3 separate regions of the Homo sapiens genome follow, and all the other regions are linked to region 1. The links are chromatin contacts, found by Hi-C or POLR2A ChIA-PET in ENCODE. All regions are on one chromosome and are shown on one strand. The core of a region is the stretch at or near the end of the contact, and the rest is flanking DNA. Distances in the headings are between cores, read along the strand shown.

Region 1 (3,914 bases), core at 1,415-3,914:
GGCTGTGTACAAACCTAGCTCCACTGTCTTCATAATCCTAACCCAGCATCTCTTTCATGCAACAGGCATGGACCTGCTTACCTTTCCCGTTTTCTACAAAAAGAAAAACCTGACCAGGGACGTTTATTCATACATTCCCCAAATCAACACATAGAAATATTTTGGGTTAAGTCTAAAAAATTCTTATGTCCAAAAATGGAAGCTTTTCTCTTTTTTTTTTTTTTTTAACTTTTAAGTTCAGGAATACATATGCAGGTTTTTTATGTAGGTAAACTTGTGTATGAGGGTTTGTTATACAGATGATTTCATCACAAGGTCTTAAGCCTAGTACCCATTTGTTATTTTTCCTGATCCTCTCCCTCCTCCCACCCTCCACCCTCCACCCTCCAATAGGCCCCAGTATGTGTTGTTCCCCTCTATGTGTTCATGTGTTCTCATCTTACATCTTAGCCTTTAGAATTTATCCCTCTTTTTGGGTGGGGGGGCGGTGAGGGAGGAGAGGGAATTGAAGTAGGAGAGTTCTAGGGTGGGTTTAGAAATCTCACATCACTTTATGCCTATATTAATAACAAATAACCACCAAGTAGTCTATTGTTGAATTAAAGATGAAAGCTGTAGTATCCATGAAAACAAAAATTTGTAAAAGACATGAAAGAACATAACAACTTTATATGTATAATGTTTTTGTCTGTTGAAGAGCTGCAGAAAATTACTTGATGTTTAGTGCCAGCTGCAGTAGCATGCTAAACTGCACATGTTCCACCAAGGAAAAAACAAGTCCTCATTCCTCGTGGATAGGCACACAAATTTGACTTTTCACTATCACCTATCTAAGCAGGCACCTGTTATTACTCATGTGGTATAATACTCCATTTCCATTGGAGATTTTTGTGAGAAGTAACTCATAATTGTTAATGCAACAAAATGTGTGTCCATACAATTAGCATGAATGTAAATATGTCCATCTACATTTTATTTCCTTCTGGATGTTAGCGAAATACTGTTATATGTAAGAAGGGGGTTTTTGTTGTTGCTGCTGTTCTTTAATTCTTAAAGATTTTAGTAGTCTTGCCATCATTATGCTTCTTTAAAAACTCAATAGTAAGCATTTTAGAACTTTTTCTAAATTTGAATAGTTGAAGTTTCAGCTTCTGTTTTAACCAGAATTTATTGTAAATGGCCAAAATACCTATCTACTGCTAAACATCATTCTGGAATTCTGTTTATGCCTGCTAAACTATTGCATTTGCATCTTCATCCTTTTAAAGATGGAGCAACTTAAATGCACATAGCAATCTTTTTATAAAAGCATAATTATGTCTTGTGCTTTTTAAAATGAAAAACTAGTCCTATATGCATTATTGGTTTATGTGAAAAAGTAATTCACAAATGGACTTCTGTATAAATACATGTTTTAAATAGCCTTGAATTTTTCTTGCCTTGTACTTTTTATGTAAATAAAATTAAGCAATTGTTTATCGTATTAATTTGCTTTTTATTAGATGCTTATTTGATACATACATACCCAGTCCTCCTGGCTTTTTGGTTTTTCCTGTTTATCATTTTTATTTGTATGGATGTTTTCTTTTTCATTGTGATTTCTTTTTTGCCCCCATTTATGTGTCATCTATGACAAAAATTGCTGTTAATAAATAAGTGACAGTATTTCACAAAACAAGAAACTGACTTTACCTGTTTGGCACATATATCACTCTCTAGATACCTAATTTGTCTTTTAAAAATAACTTAAATTTTCTTATAAGATTTATCAGAGAAAATATATCTTGACTTAAATTTTATAAAATATATTTAGTGTTTTTTAATATTTGAATTTTGTGTTGCATTTTTTTCCAAAGAGAGGATGTATATTTATTTGTTCTTCAGATTTAGGATTCAATATTCAGAATATGCATGGTAAAAGTTATAGCATTTTCAAAATCAGTCTCTAATACAGGCTAAATATACTAATTTCCTAATAACAATAAAAACAGAAAATGTCTAAAAATTCTTTACTGGTTGAATTATAATTTTGGTTGTATTTGAAAACCTTCAGACTTCGTTCTGGCCATTCCACTTTAGCCATTCAGGCCATGCTGCCTGTATTGTGTATTCAGCAGTTCCTATTAGATGTCTTCACAGTGAGTGATTCTGTAGGGCTTGCTGACACCCGCTTCATGCATGGCCTGCTGTGCTGGGTGGAATTTTTTTTCTGAGCTGCCTGAAACATTAAAGACATCTTGGCCATGTCAGTCTGTGTACAGTGTGTGTGCATGTGCCCTCACATGTGCACATTCCTGAGCAAGTCAGTATTAAATAAATGATGTGGGTGTGCTTTTATATACATGTAAAGTCTAAAATTTGAATAATGATGAATTTATCATGTATTAAAACATATATTTTTAATAATTTAGTTCAGCTAACATTAGCAACTTTTCTCTAGCTTTTATTGTCTGTGGTTATTGACACTAGGGGGCACTGCTTATCCTTGGTTGCATCTTTCTTCAGGAAATGAATAAAAATACTCGGCTGGTTTCTGTGCTCTCACTTTAATTAACAATTGAATTTAGAGAACTCTAGGCTGTTTGATCCTTTGTTATTTTGGTTTTATTTCTAATGCCTATATGTAGTGCTAACAAAGGGGGTTGGAGCTATTGGTTCTCACAAATAAATAGAGTATCCAGTGTCCCATACAGTAACTTTTTCTTCCATTGGAAATGTCATTCTTGGCAAAACCAGAAGGGCAAGTTTGCCCAGTGATGAGGCTTAGATCCCTTGCCAGCTGTGCTTCTAGCCAGCAAGTGTGATGAACAGCTTTAGAAATCAAGTGAGAGAAAGCATTCAAGAGTTAGTGTGATTCATTTGGATAAAGGTCAAAAGAAAGATAAGCAAAGGATTAAGAATGAAGAGCACAAATAGCAACAATTTGTACCTTTTTACTTATAAAAATTACTGTCAGTGATCCTATTTGTAATTTTTCACATGTTCGTAGTTCAAAAGTAACTTAAAGTCTTTTAAAACTATATTAAAGATTGCATTTCATTCTCTATTTCAGCTGATCATTTAAAAATGAAAGAGAAAAATTGATGTGCTACCATTCCTAACTCTATTTATAGATTAGAGCTGTGGCTACTAGTTGAAAATCAAGTGACAACATAATTAAGTAAACATTTTCAATCGATAATTATAGCTTGAAATCTTTTTAAAATATAAAGATTTGCTCCATTTATTTTTTAGAATTTTAGTGTCCATTCTAAGCCTAAATATTCATGTTTCAATCTATAGCACCACCTGTAATCTCTAAGGACATTAATAACATTTTTGTTTTAATACGCACTTTTAAAATAAAACTCCCTCCTCTCCCGTCTTGTCCCCCATCTTCCAAATGTAGAAAGCAATCAGTAGCCTAAGGAATATAGACAACTATTTTACACTGTTCTCCTAATTAATTAAACATGCCAGAACTGGTAAAATTTTATATCCTTCTCCTCTAGAGTTATAGCTGTATCTTTGTGTGCGTGTGTGTGTGTGTGTGTGTGTGTGTGTGTGTGTGTGTGTGTGAAAATATGCAGTTAAATCATGCCCTATTTTTATTAGCTAAAGGTATTGATTTTTAACATGAGTAATTTAAATAAAGTATTCTTGCAGATTTTAAAGTTTTCATAGCATATGTTTTACATCCTGAATGAAAAGAAACAAAAAAGATTACCACTATAGTCAAGCTTGGTCTAAACACCAGTAAAATAACTGAATATAAACACATGGGCAGTTTTAAATAAAATTTTTAAATACCTTTGCTTTGTAGCACATTAAATTGATTTCTCCTATATAGGTACTTCAATTAGAAATTATTTAAAATTTTTCAAAGAGAAATAGATATGTGCATTATCCTAGGTTGATTTTTTCTGTTCGCATTT
Region 2 (3,914 bases), core at 414-2,913, 890 kb before region 1:
CTCAGTGTGTACCCCAGGACACACTTTCAAATTCTCAGGCAGTTCCTTAAGAATGTGTGGGAGTTTCTGCAATGTCTTTATATTTCCAGCATAAAGATCCAGTAACCAGTCAGTATGAACACTGGTGGTTTCTTTATGACTTTTACAAGCCATAAGCAGTTCATTTAGATGAGTTAACCCTTTGGAAGCTAAAATGAACTCTGAAGATAAATCAAAAATTGAACAAAAATTTAGCAACATCCTACTAAGTAAAAAGGAGCCAAATTCAAGTTGCTGGTAATGAAAATGTTTCTCTGCTTGTGCATGAAAGTTCTCCACTGTATCTTCTATTTTTGTAATAGCAAACAGTTCTTCTTTGATTTGAGGTGAAACCACATAATCCAAGGGCAATTCTCCCTTAGCATTCCTCTGTTGTAAAAGCACTGGGCCTGTGAAAAGAAAATGCAAAATGTTGCAAGTAAAACATTTCTATTTTGGCAGCTTAACAGCTCTTTTCTCCTTTTTCCCAAAGCATCCAGTGCTTTCTTTGCAATCATATTTTGTATTAATTCATGTCGACACAATTAACTGACTATATATATAGACGAATAAAGGTACATTAAAAAAATTCTAGTCAATTACCTAATAAGGTTTCCCCAAACGTGCATGCCTCCGTTAAATAAATAATAAATACAACTACAAATAAAAACTTTTATAAAACTTTATCAACTGTCATTTTAAAATAAGAATTTCAGTGTTCCCAGAAGAAATCTTAAAAATGTATTATTCATCTTATAAATTCTATACAAGAGCCTCAGGGGTATCTCAAAATATCACCAAGAGGAAAAAGTAGTGCCCCTTTCATTGCTAATAAACAATTCTAGCAGTGCAAAGACTACAAAACCTTGCACAGATAGAGAACAGTTTTCATATTACCCTTGCTTGTGTTCAATGTTTAGTACAGGTAACTGGTTCACACAAATTACATATTAATTCTTCTAGATCAAACTCAGATCTCATCCATCTATACTAGTTAAACTCATTTAACTACCTACTTAGAAAGTACTAAAGATAGAGTTTATCCACTAAGTACTAAAGGATGATGTGGAGAAGGCAAAACATAACTCAGTATTTGGTTACATAGCAAAGTATAGGAGTACTTTTGCCTTCATCAGTCAAGTCTTATAATTATTTATGCACTTGGCCATAAAAACGTTACAGGGGATATAAAGATTTTAGTACTAGCAGACATAATCACTAGGTCCTACAATTATAACATAGATCATATTGTCAGAAAGAGAGAACTGATTATAACTGCTAAAATTCATAATGATGACTCTGATCAGACATACATAGTAGCATAGATATAAAATGTACTTAATATAAAAGATCAACCATTGATAATATGATTAATGTATAATTTATGGAAAGAAGATAATTCTAAAACAAAATTAGGCTCCTTTTCACTGTGCCAACATCTCAAAAAAATTGTTCCAAGTTACTTCTGTTTAAAAAAAAAAAAAAAGACAAAATTACGGACACAGGATACCAAAAGTAAACAAACGTTTTAGAGAAATAAATAAATTCTTGAAATTATTGCTCTTGAGGCTGAGTGACTCACAATGAATAGATAATGCAGTTACTTCAATATAAGTGTCAAACCACTTGACAGGTCCAAACCCAGAATATGACTAAGGCAGAAACAAGTCTGTACGACTGCCAAAGGACCTTGATAAAAACAAAAACAATTAGATTTCCTCTTCTAGGAGGAGAAACTCATCTCTTTACTATTCTCCACTAAGAGCCCTAGAAAAATTCACATTGGTTGGTATAATGCCATACTCTACTGAAGAGCTGGACCTAATACAATAATGGCTCCTAACAAATATTGGCCTGAATGCCAGACACACGGCTGAGTAGAAAAATAAAACATTAAGGAGGTAGAACTTATGGTTTAGTAAACACAGAATACTAAAAAAAACAAGGTAGAAGAACTGAAAAACATTGACTATGAAATGATATCAGTAAAACAGACACACTAAGGCCTTTAGGGGGCAGGAGAAGACTATATATAACCAAATGTCTTAAACTCCCATGCTATACAGCCTTCCTTAGATGCATATATACTAAAAAGACATCTTAAGAAAATACGCTTTTTGTCTTTATGCACAATCAAATGTTTTAATTACAGGATAAGATAATGTTAAATTTAAATGTAAAATTAATACAAATAAAAACGACAAGTAATTTCTACAAATCTTTGTTTCCATATTCTAAGCTGGTCATCAGTTTTCTTTTTTTCTTTTAAAAGCACCAATCCGTTTTGAACATTTTGTTGTAAAATTTATATTATTCAGTTTAGATATAAGAAGAATGACACTGAAATAATGTGGGGCCTTGCTGAAAGCAAAGATCAAAAATCAGCAGGAAAAACGCAGATGAATATTCAGCTCAAGTTACCTCCTTCACAAAACCCCTGCATAACAGTTATCACCATTTGAAAATCCTCCTGCTTTAACTTAATTGGCTGCAAAATGTGAATGACGAAAAATATTCTAGGATATCATTTTTTTACAGTCTGTACAGAAATGACTCATTAAAAATAAGATTGAGTTTGTAGTTACATACAGGAAATGAAAAAATCCAGGTAATCACAATTGAACATTTATATCCATTTATCAATAAGCTTTCAGAAATGACTGGCTCACAAAGACATTACACACCTGAAGGAAAAAGATAAATATTTAAAACCAGCAAACTCAATTCAAAAACAGACTCTCATACACGAACCTAAATAGGCTTAATAATATATACATAAACAAATATACATTATGAAAAGGATTTTATCTCTAATAATAAAAGGTGCTTACGTTTTAGGAGACTTTTTATCCTTACTTTTTCATTAATATGAAATAAAGGCATCTTTCCTTACAGATTTTAAACATAAAATGCTATCTACCTCTGCAGGATTCATCAAAAAACTGGATAATTTATCAAAACCCATTTAGCATAAACACACTCACCCCCATGCTGTAGTAGCAGCTTGCCAATTTCTACATGTCCGTTTGACAGTGCATCATGCAAAGGAGTCACCCCGTCCACTTGAGTGAGCAGATCTACCTCTGGACAACGTTGCAAAATTTCCTGGACACACACTGTGTTGCCATAGTTACAGGCTTCATGCAAAGGCGTCCAGCCAGCATTGTCTAAATTAGAAATCAAGGCAAGTTTTAAAACAGCAGAAGTAGGACTTTTGGTAGAAAAGTACTGATGTTCTACTTTTCTCATCAGTGTGACTTTCTAGGTGCTTCATATACAAAAAGAATGCTGTGATAAAAATGTCTAGGGTGTAATCATATTTCTACCTTAAAAAATTAAAATAAAAACAATTTTAAAATATTAATGTTGGGTATTATCAAAATATGGACACCAAAAAATGTTTTTATACCATTAGTTATAAATCAATATATGAGAAATTTCTTGGCTTTGCTAAGAAATTTTTCTTATACTTTTAAGATACCTTAGGTAAATTTACTTAAATAATTTTTCTTAATGTGATATAAAACTGTTTAATATCACAAATATTAAGACATTGGACTAGACCACAAAGATTTAAAACTTACCTTTAACATTGATGTCTATTCCTGGCAAAGAGAGAAGAAGAATCAATTTCTCCACTTGGTTATTTATGCAAGCTCTATGCAGGGCTGTTTCTCCTGCCATAAAAAATTAATAGATTATTCCAGAGAAGACAAGATATCAACTAAAAAAAATAATCAAAGGGCATGAACTAGGAGATCTGGCCCCATGCCAGAAATTTATTTATTGAGTTCTTCTTTTGACTGGTTTAAACATCCCCTGCATTTAAAAAGGCGGGGGTGGGGGGTGGGAAGGGGAAGGACCCCCACCAATCCATACTGCTTCTGTTCTATCAG
Region 3 (3,914 bases), core at 603-3,102, 870 kb after region 1:
TTGAAATACTTTCTCTATTTTTTCATGGCTGACTTCTTGTCATCATTTGTAATTTTCAGCTTAAATATCAACCTCCTCAGAGAGGCTTTTTCTGCCCATCCTAAAACAGGTAGCTGATTACTCACCTGACATCATCCAATTTTAATTCTTTGCATTGTATTATAGTTATTGATATCTAACCGTTTCTATTGTTTATCTTTAAAAAAATTTATGTCTTAACTTTTCTTTTCTTGTGCATAATATAAGATCCCATGAAGGCTTGGTCTTGCTTATTCCTTTTGTATTTCTTGGTTGACATGTAACAGACACCCAATGGATATATTTACTCAGTGGATAAATTTTTTAGCATCATCATGAGAGGTTAAAAAGTTGCTTGGGATTATAACTGGTGTTTAATGAAAAGTAGTTTAACTGAATTTTTGGTCTAATAAGAATCAGAAGAATTCCAATAAAGTTATCTGCCTTTAACTCTCATAATTTTTTTTTTTTGGCATTTTCTTTCCATTTACTCATTTGTACGCAGCAGCCATGATTTTTGGTCTTAGCTATTTAAAAACACCAAAATGATTCTTATATCTTGGTGAGTTTTAGCAACATGTTAAAAATTTGATTTTAAGGCTGAGATAGTTTCTAAATATTTTATAGTTTATTAAACAATCAACCAGAACAACATTGAAGAGTCAGGTTTATAAAAATCCCTTACTTTTTTTTTTTGGTATGGCTAGGCTTTTAGACTAGGAATATCACCTTTGTACTAAGACTGTCATGCCATTGTTTGTATATTGTTGTGTTGCATATTGCTTTTCTTTTAATTTTATTACTCATGTTGTTTACTTCTACTGAACGACAATGACAGAGGAATGTCACTAGAGCTTAATTCAGAGTTTAGTTATCATGGATTTGTGATGATAAGCAGAATCAGTGACAAGCAAGCTAACTTATTTTCATACTAAACTGAATTATAATTGCCAAACATTTATTTATTCTTGGCAAATCTAATAACCTTCTAAAATAACCTCACTTTGATAACCTTCTATTGCCATTAAGAGCAAGTTGTGACATCTGATTCCAAAAAGTATTGAGTAATTTACTTCAATATGCTGACAACAAATGCGCACCAATTGCTGAAAACACTGGAAGCAGATGAAAGCTCAAGAAATGAAAAGAGGATATATGGGTAGCTATAACACACCTCATTATCAAACCTGAGATTGGCACATACTAAAAAATGTTGCTAACTCAATCTTCCATGCCAGTATGTTTCAAAATATTGCATAACCAATCACTAGCTTAGGAAAAACTTTCTAGGTCCAATCTCTTTCTGCCTATTAACACACATGCCTGTGAGTTGATCCTTATGCTGCTGTTCTTGCAAGAGTATGACAAAACACAAACAAACAAACAAACAAAACCCAAGTGAGGTGCACTGTCCTCCACTGCACCCTGGCTCCTGATGTCCAGCCAGATTTTGCTGACATTAAACACAGTCTTTAGAGTTCAGGAAGGCTGGGCAGGTGCACCAGACACATCAGAGGCAAATGTGTAACAGCATGGAGCATTTCTGCTGGGCCTGTTGGGTTTGACATGCCAAAATAGCCCAGAAGGAATAGCAGTGCCTTTTGAAGTAGCTGAGATGCTTCCCTGATGTCACTTCTCTGAGTTTTAGATCAATGGCTGGAAGATGAATCAGAACATGTGAGGAGAGTCACTGAGGGGAAAGGTGGTGGAAAGGTTGCAGGAGTGAAGCACCCAAGCCCAGAGAAAAGGTGCAGTGAGTTGTGCAAGCAGGAAAAACAAAGGACTGAGTCATTGGAGGCCTAATTGACAATGGCACAGCTGTGACAACAATTTGCCGGCGGCCTGGCCTATTTGATGAAAGGGCCTCTGCTTTCCTTGGAACCCCAGAGTTGCAGTGGCTCATAGGAACGCGCCACTCATGTTTCCAGCTGTCTCAGCCTCATAAATACCTAAACTCACAGATGACATTTTTAATGCTCTGCAATTGCTATTCTGCATTTATATTTATTGCAATTCAACATTTCCATTAGTGAATCTATCACTGATAAATTTGTCACTGCTTCAGGAATACAGTCCATCATGCTGCATCAATTTCACTTTACAAGCTATTAATGTACTATAATGCAGCTTAAAATATCATGTGGATATATTTGATTAGAGAGGTACCAGAGTCAGTCAGATTGAACTGAGAATTGCCAGAGAACCCAAATTCTTAACTTATTTATTGTAAAGATGAACAGCCTTGGTGATCAGTGAATGTGTTAATACAACAGGTGTATCTCTTTCACTTTTTCAAACAGGCACTGGAAAGAACAAATTTTAGGAATCTATTTTGACTCAGTTAGTTTGAAGCACAGCAGACTTACAGTATTTTGTTGACACTTGACATGTTTATTCTTTTAGCAGACTCATAATCATATTTTAATATTTTCTGCATTCAATTAGCAGCTTGATTCAAGAAACAATGATGGCATATGAGTCCAGGAGATAGGACCAACTATGGCTTTCTGAAATAGGGTAAATAAAAATATTAAACCTTTCTAAATAAAACACAGATTTTTCAATACAAGATGAGATATTTCTGGATACTGTAACAATTTCTGTTAAAAATAAACAAAAACAAAAGGCACCTGTGCAATGAAACTTTGTACAGAAATTTACAACGCTCAGGAATGTGGACTACATTAGTTCATTGGCAGTCAGAATCTGGCAAATCACTGTGTCCACAGACTCTAAAAGCTGAACTAGAGCAGGTCAATCTGAGCAATTTTAATATTTCTGGCAATTGTCAAATGCTCAAACCATTTTCTAAATCTCATTTTTCCAATTTTAAAATATAGAGGAAGACCTGTTATGTACTTAGAAAAATCTGCTTGTGAAGTGCTATGAAATTCACCAGTGAAAATTATTTTTCTAGAGAGGTGATTAATAGCACATATATGTAGAATGATATGCATTTTAAACCTTACTGAGTTATTTTCAAATGAGTGGCAGCAGGCAAGGTAATAATTTTTTAAAACCTCAGTTTTCTACATGTTTAATGAAGACAGTAAGATCCAATCTGTGGAACTTTTCTTAAATTATATGAGATGCAAGTTGTGGTACGTCCACACAATGACATGCAGACAGATACTCATCAGGTTAAGATGGCTCTATGTGTGATGTACAAAATGATTACCAAGAATTAGTTAAATTAAAACATTTAAGACCAGAGTACTATACATATAATATATAAACAAGATATACAATATATATGCACAGAAATTTTGGTAAGATATAGGAAACACAGAAATCTGCAGTTTCTGTGGGATAGGAAGGTAAAACATATTTTCATATTATGTCCTTTTAGGCTATTTGATGCATTGCTATTTGTTCATATTACTTTTATAATAAAATTAATAGTTTAATTTTTTACAGGGTACAATGTCTTAAAAAGATTAACAACACATTGTCTAGCACGTAACTAGAGCTCAATCAATGTTGGCTCTTTGTATAATGCCATAATAATTGCTCCTTTCTCCATGAATGTAATAGATACCTTTGCAGCTGCTCCAATAACTATGTTAAGTTGATTCTGAAGTTAAAGAAGTCTGCATGGAGACACATGGATTTGCAAAGTCCATTTGATAAATGTCTCCAAATGTGGGTACATTATAAACTCAGGAAGCACCAATAGTTTGAAAGTCTGCTTAAAAATGTGGCTAGCAATTTGAAGGTGTCTTCATAAACACGGAGTGCACGGAGTGAGGGAAGCAGTAGTTCCTGTCTGCTTTCTATCAGTCATAGCACTCAGGAACCTTGTGTTGTGGGTGGGTTTTCTATGTTGTGAGAGATCTGAGGAGTTAGAGCCTGGGCAGAGGAAAATGACCAGGACAGTGCAAGGGAGCAGACTCCAC

Evidence for each region. Hi-C counts contacts between places; a loop is a spot of excess contacts on that map. ChIA-PET counts read pairs that join two places held with the same protein, here RNA polymerase II (POLR2A). Pooled maps may share reads with other maps.
Region 2: a pooled map shows a loop between it and region 1 (4-fold over the local background). The contact joins two enhancer-like sites. A Hi-C loop is called at or near these places in 2 of 37 single-sample maps with no recorded cell type and 6 of 50 pooled maps. POLR2A ChIA-PET finds 5 or more read pairs at or near these places in 1 of 52 experiments (AG04450).
Region 3: a map of HCT116 shows a loop between it and region 1 (2.5-fold over the local background). The contact joins two enhancer-like sites. A Hi-C loop is called at or near these places in 8 of 168 maps with a recorded cell type or tissue (Calu3, GM12878, HCT116 and 5 more), 3 of 37 single-sample maps with no recorded cell type and 8 of 50 pooled maps.

The regions. Positions count from the first base shown.
Region 1 is chr5:93,800,026-93,803,939 of GRCh38, reverse strand. All of the region lies in intron 8 of ARB2A (ARB2 cotranscriptional regulator A), which reads left to right. Among named protein-coding and RNA genes, the nearest start is that of POU5F2, 60 kb to the right of the region's middle. Within about 2 kb of position 2,664, at least 3 of the 41 ENCODE cell types and tissues checked have a DNase peak (open chromatin) inside an H3K27ac peak, as active enhancers do; they include HCT116, where a contact is called at or near this core.
Region 2 is chr5:94,691,345-94,695,258 of GRCh38, reverse strand. It overlaps SLF1 (SMC5/6 complex localization factor 1), which reads right to left. Exons shown (of 21, transcript NM_032290.4): 19 at 3,603-3,695; 20 at 3,003-3,185; 21 at 1-428. Among named protein-coding and RNA genes, the nearest start is that of SLF1, 75 kb to the right of the region's middle. Within about 2 kb of position 1,663, at least 2 of the 41 ENCODE cell types and tissues checked have a DNase peak (open chromatin) inside an H3K27ac peak, as active enhancers do.
Region 3 is chr5:92,925,334-92,929,247 of GRCh38, reverse strand. All of the region lies in intron 1 of LINC02058 (long intergenic non-protein coding RNA 2058), which reads left to right. Among named protein-coding and RNA genes, the nearest start is that of LINC02058, 12 kb to the left of the region's middle. Within about 2 kb of position 1,852, at least 2 of the 41 ENCODE cell types and tissues checked have a DNase peak (open chromatin) inside an H3K27ac peak, as active enhancers do; they include HCT116, where a contact is called at or near this core.